Linked DNA regions of Homo sapiens: region 2 is linked to region 1. A link is a contact called in ENCODE Hi-C or POLR2A ChIA-PET data. All regions are on one chromosome and are shown on one strand. Each heading gives the region's core, a stretch centred on a gene start or an enhancer-like site at or near the end of the contact. The rest is flanking DNA. Distances are from core to core; before and after follow the strand shown. Region 1 overlaps RAI1 (retinoic acid induced 1). Region 2 overlaps TOM1L2 (target of myb1 like 2 membrane trafficking protein).

Region 1 (7,302 bases), core at 3,042-5,541:
TTGTCATGGGGCTGCTTATTTACCTTCCACACCAGTGCCCAGCTCAGAGCAGCCCAGCACAGGGACAGTGCAGAGGAAACAGGCAGAGCCCCTGGCTTCAGATGTCCCCTGGCTCTCCAGGAGAGGATTGGGAAAAATGATGGCTCTTGGCCTCCCACATACCTTAAGCCAGGAAAGCCATCCCCTGCTCACCCCCAGTGCAATTCCTGGCTTGGGCCTGTCCTGGCTGTGTGCCCCTGGGCAGTTCTACACCCTCTCTGAACCCGTTTCCAGAGCTGAGATGAAGGACTGCATTTCTGCTCCTGCTTACCTAACAGAGGGTGATGTGGGTGGGATGGGAAGCAGCATTCTAAACTGGGAAGTCCATGAGGTGGAAGGCGACATTACTACCTCTCTCCCCAAGCTGAGCAAGAAAGCTCCTAGGCCGAGACAAGGAGAATCCTCCCAAAGTCAGCACCTGCAACGAGGCAGCTTGGAGAGCAGACCTGCGGACCAGACCCTTCACCCACCACGACAAGTGGATGGCCCGAGCTCAGCCCACAACCAGGATTTCCTTCCAGTCCTGCTTCTGTGCCCTTCTGCAGGGGAGAGGCTGCCTGCTGCTCAGCTTCCTTATTCGACCCACAGCACTCCCACAATGTGTGCCAGGAGGCTCGCACCCAGCTGCTTCCCGTTACGTTTCTGAGCCTCAGGTTTTTCACCTTTAAAATGGGGAAGAACAGCAGGGCCCGGGATTTGCTGGTGATAAATAGAAATGAGTGCATAAACGTCACTCAGAGTTGGCCACGCCACAAGCCCTCCGTAAATGTTAGCACTGATGATTATCATTCCCTCCTGGCCTATGGAGAGGTTTGAGTTTTCAATCTCCAGGATTAGTATCAAATTCCAATTTCACAGCGATGGCCTAGACACTGAATGTGGAAATCCTACTTGGTTATGCCACCAGGGCACAGGCCCACCCACGCTTTGTCCCGAGAGCTGAATGACCACCGACACAGGCTCTGGGCTGCTGGTCCTCCAGTCTCTTCAGAACCTCCCAGTGGCCAAGGTAGGCAGGGAGAGGCCTGGGAGCCCCCTTCTGCAGACCCAGAAACTGGGGTTCAGAGAGGGAGCTGAGGAAGCAACAGGAAGACAGATTTCACCTCCATATAAGGAAGAGCTTGCTAGCAGGCAGGGCTGCCCAGAAATGGAAGGAGGGAGCTGCTCGGGAGGTGGTGAGCAACCTGCGGCTGAAGGCATGCAAGCAGAACAGGGCAGCCTCTGGGTGGAGGCATCGTGGGCGGCTGGGACACTCTCCAGGGGAGGGCCGCTGGGATCTCTGGTCCTGTGACTTGACCAAGGCCATGTGAGCAGGAATGGAATTCCAGAAGGTCAGAGACGCGGACCAGAGCAAGCTCCTGCTCCCAACCTCCCAAGTGAAAGCCATGCAGCTGAATGGATCCACAAGAGCTGGAGAGAGAGGCTGAGCCCCTCCAAGTGGATCCCCCATCTCTGGCCCTAGTCACAAAGTCTTTATGATTTTAGAGAGAAATGCCTACTTTTAAGTTTTAAAAATTGAAAAGTACACAGAAAACAAACAAAATCCAGAATCCCCTTCACCCTATGACAATTACTGTGAATATTTCCTTACAATCTTTTTAAAATTTTATTATTTATTTATTTTTTGAGATGGAGTTTTGCTCTCGTTGCCCAGGCTGCAGTACAGTAGCAAGATCTTGGCTCACTGCAACCTCCACCTCCTGGGTTCAAGCGATTCTCCTGCCTCAGCCTCTTGAGTAGCTGGGACTACAGGCGTGTATCACCACGCCCAGCTAAATTTTTGTATTTTCAGTAGAGATGGGGTTTTACCATGTTGGCCAGGCTGGTCTCGAACCCCTGACCTCAGGTGATCCGTGCACCTCGGCCTCCCAAAGTACTGGGATTACAGGCATGAGCCACTGCAGCTGGCCTATTATTATTATTTAGAGACAGGATCTCACTATATCACCCAGGCTCTAGTCTTGAACTCCTGGGCTTAGGTGATTCACCTGCCTTGGCCTCCCAAGCAGTGGGGACCACAGGCACCATCACGCCCAGCTCCTTGCAATGTTTTCTATGTGCATCCAATTTTGGTTAGAAATCTGGACATGCCTTAAAAAAAATTTTTTTTTTGAGGTATAATTCACTCACTATAAAATTCACCCTTTTAAAGGGGACAACTCAGGGTTTTGGTATATTCATGAAGTTGTGCAACTATCACTGCTACCTAATTTCAGAACATTTTCATCCCCCTCCCAAAAAGAAACCTGTTCCCATAGGCAGTCACCCCCCATTTCCCCACCCCCAGCCCCTGGCAATTGCTCACCTCCTGTCTGTCTCTCTGGATTCGCCTGTCCTGGGCATTTCGTATGAATGGAATCATATGATCTGCAGCCTTTTGCATCTGGGCTGGTGTGTTTTTAATGTACAATTTTCTAATCCTATTTTCACATAGCATTATACACAGTCACCATTTCCATGTTACTACCAAGTCCTTAGAATCAGTATCGTGTTTACTGTTTACACCATGGAGAGGCTTGACCACAGTTTCCTCAGGTCACCCTCTGGTGACTACCCCCTTCCTGTTCAGGCCGCATCATCACTCAGCCAGACAAGTGCAATAGCCCCTTCTGGGCCTCCTAGGCCCATCCTTGCCCCACTCAGCCATTACAACACCCAGACAGAGCCTGTTAAACCAAGTCTGATCCTGACCCTCCCTCCCTAGGAATCCTCCATGGCTCCCACCTCACATAAGACTTAAAACCAAGCTTATACCACAGCCCACAGTCTCCTATGCCATTTGACCTATGCTACCTTCTGACCTCACCTCCTCCCACTTCCCCACCCACTCCCGCTGCAGCCACACAGGCCTCTAACACACCTAGCATAGCCCCACCTCAGGGCCTTTGCACTAGCTGCCCCTTCCACCCAAATGTGGGCTTGGCCTTGCAGCCGCTCTCTGTTCTGGAGCCCTGCTTCCATTTGCTTCCTAACACATATCACCTGATATATGTTTATTCACTGTCTTCTCCCACTAAAATGGCAGCTCCGTCACATGTTGTTTTATTCGCTGATAGAGCCCCGGCACCTAGCACAGAGTTGCAGCTCAGTGACTATTTGGGCTGTTTCCAATAAAATAAGGAATGTAAAAGAACCAAATGCAAAAACCCAAGCGCCCCACAGCGCAGACATTAGAAACTGGTGGTCCTCTGCCTGCGGACATGTGTGGTTTAAACCACACTGTGCCTTTTGTTAACGGAGCCAGCATTTGAGAATCAGGAGAGTTCACATAAAAATCCAAATTCCAGCTTCTCTTGAAAACACATATCTGGTCATCAGGGCCGGACACCGCGTGACAGCCATCAGCAGGCACTAAAGGGCTGGGCCTGGGGACATTCCCACCCACAGGTCCCGGGAGTTGAATGCTTTGTCCCTCCTCGGAGGCCCCAGATGTGGTGCGCAGGAGGAGGGCTTGCCCTGGGACAGAGCCCGGGCCTCACCTCATGCTGCTGCCTGATATCTGGGCCCTAATGCCCCAAGCTACCAATAAGGTCCCACCCACCTTTATTCAAAGACTGGGACCTTCCCAGGGTCCCTACACTTTCTGGGAGCCCTTACAGCCACTGTTCCTTTACGTGAAACTTCATCCTAGGTCCTCTAAGGTTTGCCTCACCTTGTACCAAGACCTGTTGAGGCCTCCAGCACATTTGGAACATACACAGGAGGTGTCCATCCCGTGTACACCTCCCACTTCCCTCCAGCTCCATCCCAGCCTCCCCAGCCCCTGGCAGTGTCCAGCATGCCGTAGGCCCTTGGCTGCCTCTGAAAGGACTGAATGGCAAGCACCCGCCCCCCAACTCCGGGGAGCTGGGAGGACCTGGGGGACAGGGCACACACAGGAGGGTCTGACTTGGGTCACACTCAGTGCCAAAATGCATGTGTTTGTCAGCTACAGTGCACCAGATGCCTCGGGGACACAAAGATGGAAATCATGGGGGACGGGTGCTCCAGGGGTGCTGCGGCAGCCAGGGCCTGTGTGTTTCTGTCGAGGAGGGACAACCCCCAGCCAGGACGTGACCAGAGTTCTTCCAGGGCCTCAGTCGCCCCACCTGCATGCAGGGCTCCCCTATCACCAGCCTCTCAGGCCCCAAGGCTCAGCCCCGCCTCCCTACCCTGGAGAGGTTTTCCGGGTACTGCGGCCCTGCCTTCCCATCCATCAGGATTTTGCTGCATTCCTGTGAGTCATTCTCCAAACAAACCGTGTGAGGGAGAGAAGGGAGCAGGGGAGGGGGAGGAGGCTGGGAAACAAATCAGCCTTACCTCCTCCCTCCCACCTGCCCCCCATCAACACCCCCGCACAGACACATGGGGGCCCTCAGGAGAGCTCTGGAGTACGAGGCTGGCTAGCTTATGCCATGAACTTGCTGTGTGACCTTGGGCAAGAAGACGGCCCTCTCTGGGCCTCTGGAAAAAATGGCCCCAAAGGTCCCCACCTACAGAATGCACAGGCTTCCCAGAGGGCTCTGTCTCAAATGAGGCAGGGCCTTGTGGGAGGGGTGCCCTGGCTGTCTCCACTTTTTTACCTCAGTTTCTCCACCTCTGAAATGAGGAGGGGGCCAGTCCTTGGGTAGCCACAAGGGGCACATCTGCCAGGTGGGGCTGGGTGAGGCCAAGCCACCAGTGCCAGGGCCAGCAGGGCCTCCCCAGGGAGTCCTAGTCTTGGTGGCCACTGTGCTGCCATTTCCCCAGCAACAGCCGAAAGGCCACCACTGGCAGCCTCTGACTCACAGGCCCCCAGGGCCAGGAGGGTCTCTGGGCAGCCCCCTGTACTCTGGGGTGGGGGATGGAGCACTGCTAAAAAGGAGCAAAAACCCCTCCTCATGGCCGCAGCTGCAACTGTGGCCGTATATCCACGTAGGGATGGATGTTGGAGGGTGGGATGGGTACCCCGGGGTCTCCATGGGGCTCAGCTCCCACAAGGGGTCCTGGGTAGGTGAGGGGCGTGTGCTTGGCATGCAGGCAGCCCTTCTCCTTGAAATGCTCTTTTTTTGTGGCTAAAGCCCCCGCTGGGTTCTGATTCTCTGTGAAAAGCAGGCTTCTCAGTCACCTCCGCTGCTGCCACCCTGGTGCCAAGTGTATGTGTGAAAGTGCACGTGACCAGGTGCGTGTCTGTGTGTGCTCGAGGTCTTCAGAATCCTGACATGAGCGTGGCCGGGGCTAGGCGAGTGGTGCAGAGTGTGTGTGTGAGGGTGTGAGAAGAGTGTGGGTGTCCAAGGGTTGACCACCCATGGTGGGCAGGTGAGCATGTCCGTGTACTGTGAATGAGCGTGAGGTGCGCCGCCACAGGGCTAGCATCTAGGAATGTGCGCACGCCTGTCTGCTGTGCAGGTTTCCTCCTGAAGCACCAGCTCTTGGAACTGCCTCCTCCTGGGTGCTCATTCTATCTGGCTCCATGAAAAACAGGTTTCCAAGATTCTGGAAGCTGCACCCCAGGCCCGCACGGAGCTGATCTGGGGGCCCCTTAAGGTTCAGAGGAAAGCTCCAGGCCCCGGCACAGACAGTGGCCCTGCTACATCACTTTGGACCTAGTGCTGGGGTTCCCCCTCCCCGAGGCCCAGCAGCTCCTTGGCCCAGAGAAGGGAGCTCAGGACCAGAATGAGGCCAGGGGCCTGGGGGCAGACCCAGGGAAGGGAAGGAAAGAGACCTAGTGGGCAGCTGCCCAGGCTGGAACTGCAAATGCCCCACTGTGACATGTATTTTGGGGCAGCTGTGGAGAGGGTCAGCTTCCAGCCAGGACTGACTGTGGTCAACCCAGCAGGGAGGCCGAGGCAGGCAGGGGCCTTGGGAGCCTGGAGGGGTGGAGAAGAGAGTCGGGGTAGGAGTATTTGGGGGCCAGCAAAGGGCTTTTCTGAGTAGAGGTGAGACCAAAGAAGAGAGACTGAGAGGAGCCCGCCTGAGTATCGCCCCTTGATACGGCAAACAGCAGACAGCAAACAGCAAAGCCGCATGGCCAGAGCCCAGCCAGCTCCAGCTCTGCTCTCCCTAGGTACTCTCAGCCTCACAGCCTCCTCCTGTGGACACAGATGCTACGCCCTCCTTGGGGTCTCTCAGCACAGTGCCCGGCACACTAGGCCCTCCATCAGTCATCATTGTCATAATGATGGTCCCCGGGTGGCTGCTGGAGCATATGGGAAAAATCCCAGGCCGGGAGCCTGGAATGGGCTCCTCTCCTTCCCTTCCACTCTCTGGGCCTCAGTCTTCCCATCTGTAAAGCGGCATGTCCTGGCCCACTCTGCAACTGAGGATAGGAAAGGCCCGTGGTGGACTGACGAACTGTTCCCTTTGTGCCTGGAGCAGGGGTGGCAGGAGCACGGGACACAGGGTTCAACTCCAAACCCTGGCAGCTGTGAAGCTGGAATGTTTTGGTTGTTTCCGGATGAACTGCAGCATTTGAGCACAAAAGGAGGATGGGTCAGTTATGGTGTCCACTTATGGTGCCCAGCCTGTGACTGGGACCACAGTCTTCTAACTTCTGGACCATTGCTCTGTCCCCCTCACCTTGTCCAGAGGCCCTCAGTCGCTAGAAAGAGAGTGAGCTGCCAGGAGTCACAGGAGGTGTACAAGGAGGGATGTGAAAAAGTAACCCACTCACTCACTGAGTCAAGATGCAACCCAGGGGACCCCTAAGATTCCATGATTCTAGAATGGAGTCCCTAGCCAGGCACTCTAGCACACACCTGTAGTTCCAGCTACTCAGGAAGCTAAGGTAGGAGGATTGCTTGAGCCTAGGACTTTGAATCCAGATTGGGCAACATAGTGAGACTCTGTCTCTAAGGGAAAAAAATGTACATATATATATATGTGTGTGTGTGTGTGTATATATATATATGAGAAGAGAGGACAGGAAGGTGCAAAAGCCAATTCCTTGCTCATTCAATCTAGGCTGATTAGCACAAGTATTGTTGGAGAAAAAAGGGCTTGCTAAGCAACCAGCTTCTCAGAGTTCATCAAGGGGGTCTCCTCCTGGGGAGGGGGCCTGCCTCCCCTCCTGCTGCCACCTCAGGGTCAATATACACTTGGAGAGGACCCAGAAAAATGGCACAGGCTGAAGCACCATCAGAGGGTGGCAGCAGGAGGAAGGAGGAGGAGCAAGGCAGAGGCAGAGACCTGAGAGGCCTGGGGTGCCCATTAACCCATTCCTTGGAGATGGTGGGTGGGGTCAGCTTGGTCGATGTGGCTGCAGCTTCTGAGGTCTGCCAGAGCCTCCAGGAGCCTTCTACTCCC
Region 2 (7,302 bases), core at 2,119-4,618, 190 kb before region 1:
GCCTTGGAGAGAGGAAATCAGTCCATGCTGTTGGCCAGTAGCCACTGAATTTCATCAGCTCTCATGCCACAAACAGCCTTCAAAGCAGAGAGCCGGTTAAGTCCCATATTTGCAGAAATCAGCATCCCCTTTTGGAAATGGCAGCCGTACTGCAGACATACTTGGCCTTGGGCCCAGTCCCCATGGAGCCTTGTGTCTGTCTCATCAGCCCTTTGACCCAGGGGCCAAGAATTCCTACAGGGCAGCCATATGTCAAGCTGGGAATGGGAAACAGGTGATTCAGGGTGTTTTAAAATTTTCTTCTAGTAGCCTTGCTCCTTAAACTTTTTTTCTTTCTTTCTCTCTTTTTTTTTTTTTTTTTTGAGATGGAGTCTTACTCTGTCACCCAGGCTGGAGTGCAGTGGCATAATCTCAGCTCACTGCAACCTTCACATCTCAGGTTCAAGCAATTCTCTTGCCTCAGCCTCCAGAGTACCTGGGACTACAGGCACACATCACCATGCCCAGCTAATTTTTTTGTATTTTTAGTAGAGACAGGGTTTCACCATGTTGGCCAGGCTGGTCTTGAACTCCTGACCTCAAGTGATCCACCCATCTCGGCCTCCCAAAGTCCTGGGATTACAGGAATGAGCCATAATGCTGGACACACTTTCTCTTTTTTATTTTTATGGAGATGAAGTTTCACTCTTGTCGCCCAGGCTGGAGTACAATGGCGTGATCTCAGCTCACTGCAACCTCCGTCTCCCAGGTTCAAGCGATTCTCCTGCCTCAGCCTCCCGAGCAGCTAGGATTACAGGCAGCTGCCACCACACCCAGCTAATTTTTGTATATTTCAGTAAAGACGGGGTTTCACCATGTTGGCCAGGCTGGTCTCAAACTCCTGTCCTCAGGTTATCCACCTGCCTTGGTCTCCCAAAGTGCTGGGATTACAGACTGTGAGCCACCATGCCCGGCCCAGTTTCTCTTAAATTAAGCTGATTAGCAGAGCATCAACCCTTTCCCCTCCTCAACTTCCTCATACACATTTGAAGGGGCCTTTTCATTTGGTAGAGTATAAATGTTTTAAAACTGTAGGAATAGGAGATCCCTGACTTAACAAACGTGCAAGCTGGGAAAGACCAGTATATTGACACATAGATTAGTGGAAGGCTGGAACCCATGTGTGATTGCAAAGCGCTGGCCCACAGCCGGACTGAGGGCTCCCCAGAGCATAGGGTGATGGGTCAGGTCAGCACAGGGGCTTTGTGCCAGGGGCAGCTGCTAGGCCCACAGCTTTGTTGAATCCTGAGTTAGAATAAATTAAATTACATGTTAGACACAAGACCTACATGTAATATGTATACTTAGAGGGCTGCCTGGGAATCCTGACTCTAAGGTATAAGAGTAATTAAGGAAGAACTCACTCCAACTTCCAAACAGCTCCACTCCAACTTTTGGACAGAGCCCATTTGTGAACTGAGTACTGTCTATAATTCTGCAAGATTTTATCTGGGAATCCACCTCAGATCTGTCACCTAAAAACACAAAACTTGTTGGGTTTTAAGGAGACTCACTTAAGCTTTCTCTGGGAAAAGGAGTTCCATGGAATTCAGGAAGAGCCGGGCATCCAGGGCTCACAAGGACCTGGCACGCTCTCTTCTGTGTCTCTCATATGGTTTCTCTGGAAAAACTCTCTTCTATGTACCCACACACCAGTGGGTTAGTTAGGGTTTTGAATAAATAATACTTGCATGTGATACAGAATTCAAGAGGTCTGCAAAAAGGCAGTCCAGTGAAAAACCTCCCTCCGCCTTTGGTTCCCTTCCTTAGGGGCAGCCACAGTTACCAGGTTGTTATAGCTCTTTCTAGAGAGTCTCTTCCCTACGCTGGCACCTGTGCTATGTATGTTTGCTTTCCTTCTATAACTCAACTAATAGCAAGCTTTGTACACTGTTATGCAAAGAACTTTATGCACATGTCTTTGAGTTTGGTGTATATTGGTGCATGAGTTTCTTTATTCTTTTTTGCAGCTGCATAGTATTCCATTGTGTCAATGATTTAATTTAACCTGTTGTGTATTGATGGACATTCAGTTTGTTCCCAGTCTTTTACATTTACAAACATGCTGCAGCCAGCAAATAGTCTTGCATATATACTAGTTCACATATCTGTAGGATCGTGTCCTCAAGTGGGATTGTAAGTATCTTTATATGTCTGTTCTTTTTTCCAGGCCAAAGGATGCCATTCGAGCCCTGAAGAAGCGGCTCAACGGGAACCGGAACTACAGAGAGGTGATGCTGGCATTAACAGTGAGTGCTATTCTCCTTGAGGAGAGAAGTCATCTGGGGAACTCCTTGCTCCTGGCCTTGCCCCCCTCACAGGGCCTTCCCTCTGCCCACTTAGCACAACCTCTGAATGGCTTGGTGCCTGGGCCACTGGAGTCCAGCAAAGCCTTCTGGTATTGCCTTTGGGTTTTCCTGTCCTCTGAAACAGGGAGTGGTGAGCTTCAATTTGGTAAATGTATACGAGCAGAAGATAAGGTGTGTGCAGTGCTGTCAGGTACAGAAGCCCAGAGCAGAGGAGCTAAAGGTTTTGGGTGGGTCCCTTTTCTGTCACCAGCCTGCTCTGAGACTGAGACCAACTCCTTCTCTAGATATCAGTTTCCTCTTTGTAAAAATGTTGGCCAGGCGCGGTGACTCACACCTGTAATCCCAGCACTTTGGGAGGCTGAAGCGGGAGGATCTCAAGGTCAGGAGTTCAAGACCAGCCTGGCCAACATAGTGAAACCCAGTCTCTACTAAAAATACAAAAATTAGCCAGGCATGGTGGCAGGTGCCTGTAGTCCCAGCTACTCAGGAGGCTGAGGCAGGAGAATTGCTTGAACCCGGGAGGTGGAGGTTGCCGTGAGCTGAGATCGCACCACTGCACTCCAGCTTGGGCAACAGAGTGAGACTTCGTCTCAAAAAAAAAAAAAAAAAAAAAGTTAACTTCCACCTATTGAGTACCTGCCCCTGCCTGGGACTGTGCTGAACTTTTTGGACATTAATGAATATGTTTACAACCACCCTCCAAAAGAGATTTTACTATCCTCCCCCGTACAGATGATGAAACTGAGGCTCAGAGAGGTCTGGAGGTTTACCCAGCCTTCACAGCTAGTGAGGTGTACTGAGCTGTGGATTGCCATCATAAAGTGGTCTTTTGCATGGGGTAAAAACTGAAAATAGCTACAAAGACTCTTGAAAAAGTCAGCCAAGTGATTTTTTTCAGGAAGGAACAGACCAGATTTTTGCCCTTACCAAAGCTGTCAGAGAATTTAAAAAGACGACTTCAGGTGTTATTTCTGTCTTGAGAACTAACAGTTTTTCAGATGTGGCAAAATCTGGGCCACAGTGAGTTCTTAAAATAGAAACTGTAACAGGTCACCAGGTCAACTTCTCTGGGGCTTTGAAATAGTAGGTTATTTATCCAAAACAACCATGTTTCCTTTTAAAGCAGAGAACCTGTTTGGATTTTTTGCCCAAGCGAAACCCCAAAACTTATTAAGAGAGTTCTGCCAGGGAATTGGGATTTGAATAATAAAGGAGAAAAGACTGGTTGAGAAATAGGGAGTTGAAGCTTTTATTTTATTTTTTCTCAGAATTTGAGCCACAGCATTCACTAAACCAGGAGTGATGCCCAAAACGAGTGGCTTTCAATAACTCATATCACGAGGGAATGAGCTCTAATATATCAGGGAATTTTACTGCTATCTAAAACATCTCCATTTACACACCCAACTTCATGGTAATCGTGTTGGATGGAAATCTTTCTAAAGTGAACTCTGCGTTTACTTGCCTTCCTCTAGCAGGGCATGATGGACACTGTTTGACCTTTCCTTGGGTTAGGTCTTCACTACAAACCCAGCCATGCCTTTGGGAGGCCTGTGAAATGCGCAGGGCTGCCGTCCCTACACTGAGGCCCCATCCTAGCGCGCTTTGCATGGTCTCACGTCTGCTGATAGGGCTTCACTTACTCTCTTAGTCACTTTCAGTCCTCCTGTTTCCTGTGGCCCTCTCCGGACTTCATATCTGTACCCACCAAAATTGTTAATATTTACCCAAAATAAGTTAGTAAGAAGCCCTGAGGGGCTCTCTGCTTGTGTCTTCATTTGTGGACTTAAACATCACTTCTGATTGCTTAGAGGCCCCGTTTACTTTCTCCATGGCTTTTGGCTTCATTCTGGAAAATTACCACTGTATGTTTCATGCCTTTCAACCTATAGGGACAAAACTGCCAGGGTCCTGTTTGGCAGGGTGGCCTAAAGCGGCTCTTGCCAGCCCAGGGAGGACCTCCTAGATCTCCTGCTCAGATAGGCTTTGGGGCTGCTCTGTGGCACATGCATCTCTGTCCAGGGCACTTCCAAGACCAGGCTGGGACACACTGACCTTGAGGACTGCTGTGCAGGAGAAACTAAGCATGTATTCCCTAATGGCGGGCAGTGGTTCCTGCCACTGTTGCTCTGAGAGTGGAGTGGAGCCCCAGGCTGCTCTACTCCTCAGACCTATGCCTGTTTTTCCAATTCTCTTCCCCACTCATAATTGCAGCCTCACCTTTCCCACCTGCTTCTCACAAAATAAAGCATACTTCTTGCCATCTGCCTTGACCCCAACACCCCACTGCCTGAGTTGGGAGGAAGGTTTTAGAGAATCCTAGAGAGAAGGGTGCCTGTAAGGCCCTTGAGAACAGAAAGAACCCCTCTGGTTCATTTCAGTGCCCCCATGGATCACTACAAGAGAGTGAATGCCAATTACCTCACGGTTACCAGAATCAGGCACAAGCAGAGACTCAGAAAGGAAAATGCCTCCTTGGCTTAGTAAAACCTGTGGTCACTCAGAGGCCCTGAGGGTGCTAACCTCCAGAATCTTCCTTGGCAAGCCCAGAGGAACCCGGGGCCTCCTAAGGTGCAGCCAGCAGCAAGGCAAGGAACGATTCTGGCTGGCTGCGGAGCTGCCTGGCATGGGGAGTCCCAGCTTTGGCCTCCTAGGTTAAGTTACATGGTACCTCTGATCCTCAGCTTCCTCATCTCTAAAATGGGATGATTCCCATCTTACAGGGTTATTTCAAGGACCAAAGGGGGGAACAATAAATCTAACACATGTTGCCTGTCATCTGAGGCACTCTTAGCTGATGTGGCTGCTTGGAGGAGAGCTGTGAGGGAGGGATGGCCCTGTGGCCTCAAGGTGGGCGAGGAGACTGGGGCTCCAGAGAAGGCTAATCACAGCTCTTGTGCTCCTTCTGGCACTGACTGACAATTTGTACCTAGATCAATGTCTTCACCTTTCTAAACCTCTTAACTCTAAAACATGGGATATTAAGGTCCACTTAAGGAGAAGTAATTAGTTGTGAGAATTGGATAAAACTCCATATGTTATGGAAGGATCTCTCATAGTGCCTGGCATATAGTCGCATTCAGTCAGTGTTCCAGTTATGGACCTTTCTTTACGGCTATGTTTTGTCCAGGTAAAGCCCACTTGCTTGGACCTAGCCCTGTGGGATGGCTGCAGAAGTTAACCAGTGGTTGGATTAGTTTGGGCAAATGAGAATAATTGAGGTAGTCAGAAATGTTCCCTGTTGCTGGTGACATCGTTTTGAGGAGGCATTCCCCAGTTAGTAGACTGTGGCACTGGGGGCTGTTGGCATGGGAAGGGCCAGGTAATCCTATGGGTTGGTTTACACAGTGCTGGGAAGTTCAGAGCACTCCCAGTTGGCACCTCCGAATTCCAAGAGGCTACATACCTGTCCTATGGGAGGATAAGAGGCCATCCCCTTCGTCGTGTGTACAGCAGCCTTCTGAACAGTAATCACGTAATCATGGTCATCAGTTATTGGGCACCTCCCCTATGCAGGATACTTTGCTATGTGCATTATTTTATGCATGCATGCATGCATGTATGTATGTATGTATGTATGTATGTATGTATGTATGTATGTTTTTGAGACAGAGTTTTGTTCTGTTGCCTGAGCTGGAGTGCAATGGCGCGATCTTAGCTCATTGCAACCTCCACCTCCCAGGTTCAAGCGATTCTCCTGCCTCAGCCTCCCAAGTAGCTGGGATTACAGGCATGTGCCACCAAGCCTGGCTAGTTTTTGTATTTGTAGTAGACGCAGGGCTTCGCCGTGTTGGCTAGGCTGGTCTTGAATTCCTGACCTCAGGTGATCCACCTGCCTCGGCCTCCCAAAGTGCTGGGATTACAGGCATGAACCACTATGCCCGGCCTATGCTTTAAACGTATTCTTGCTAATCTTTCCAACAATCTTGCAAGGGAGAGCTCATCATCTCTGCTTTACAGATGAGGATGCTGAGGCTCAGAAAGATCTGTCCTGGGCCATTCAGGGAGAAAGTGGTGGAGCTGAGGTTCAAGCTCTCACTGACCGTCTGGCCAGAACCAGTATGCTGGGCTTTTCTGAGCAGCTAAAGCCTGTGTCACTTGTTTTCCCAGACAAGGGAGGAGCAGGCAGGGTCTGAATTGAACATGGACATTAAAGTCACCTGGCAGCTGAGGTCCACAAACCATTTGTCAAGAGTGGAAAATCCTTTGTCATTGCCAATTTTGGTTGCAGAAGCAGGGTTGAGTGGGGGATGTGTGTGTGCATTTGCTTTCTCACATATAAGGGCCAGTAACTCACTAAGCAATTCAAGCTGTCATAGCAGCCTCCTCTTGTGACAGAGCCCATGTCCGATTGGCTAATGCCTTATACCCAGAGGCCCAGAGAGAGGAGTTAAAATGCTAATTTTCAGGGACCGCTCAGTCATTTTGATCCCATTAAAACACTAGCATCCTTCTCATGCAAAACTGGTGCCTCAATTACCAACTAATTGCCTGATTATTGTGCAGGGACAGGAGACTTCAGTCAGTAAGGGGCTGCTGTCATCCCTGGAGAATGGAGTGTGGGAATGCGTGTGCCATGCAGGTTTGGCTCTGGAGGAGACGTGTCAGAAAGCTGATCTAGGAGCAAGACAGAGGGGATGGTGGAAACTCAGCTGCGCTCCTCAGTTCCCAGTGTCTTCTCCAGCTCCCACTGGGGTGACCCTTTTCCTTCCCTCCCCACATCAGGTGCTGGAGACATGTGTGAAGAACTGTGGCCACCGCTTCCACATCCTTGTGGCCAACCGAGATTTCATCGACAGTGTTCTGGTCAAAATTATATCTCCCAAGAACAACCCTCCCACCATTGTACAGGACAAAGTGCTTGCTCTGATCCAGGTAGGTTGGACCCCTTGCCCAATTTGTTGGAACAGAGTAAGATGAAGTCTCTTATTGATGAGTCCTCATGCTCTCCCAC

What was found. Hi-C counts contacts between places; a loop is a spot of excess contacts on that map. ChIA-PET counts read pairs that join two places held with the same protein, here RNA polymerase II (POLR2A). Pooled maps may share reads with other maps.
Region 2: a loop to region 1 is called in a pooled map, with 6 times the contacts of the local background. The contact joins two enhancer-like sites. A Hi-C loop is called at or near these places in 4 of 50 pooled maps. POLR2A ChIA-PET finds 5 or more read pairs at or near these places in 3 of 52 experiments (GM12878, HCT116 and activated T-cell).

The regions. Positions count from the first base shown.
Region 1 is chr17:17,708,005-17,715,306 of GRCh38, reverse strand. All of the region lies in intron 1 of RAI1 (retinoic acid induced 1), which reads right to left. It overlaps LOC124903943 (a long non-coding RNA gene), which reads left to right. Exons shown (of 2, transcript XR_007065650.1): 2 at 1-7,302. Among named protein-coding and RNA genes, the nearest start is that of RAI1, 30 kb to the right of the region's middle. RefSeq lists enhancers at 1,074-1,343, 2,624-2,713, 4,118-4,412. Within about 2 kb of position 4,291, at least 22 of the 41 ENCODE cell types and tissues checked have a DNase peak (open chromatin) inside an H3K27ac peak, as active enhancers do; they include GM12878, where a contact is called at or near this core.
Region 2 is chr17:17,893,582-17,900,883 of GRCh38, reverse strand. It overlaps TOM1L2 (target of myb1 like 2 membrane trafficking protein), which reads left to right. Exons shown (of 15, transcript NM_001082968.2): 3 at 2,210-2,288; 4 at 7,074-7,223. Among named protein-coding and RNA genes, the nearest start is that of SREBF1, 60 kb to the right of the region's middle. RefSeq lists an enhancer at 3,081-3,130. Within about 2 kb of position 3,368, at least 2 of the 41 ENCODE cell types and tissues checked have a DNase peak (open chromatin) inside an H3K27ac peak, as active enhancers do; they include GM12878, where a contact is called at or near this core.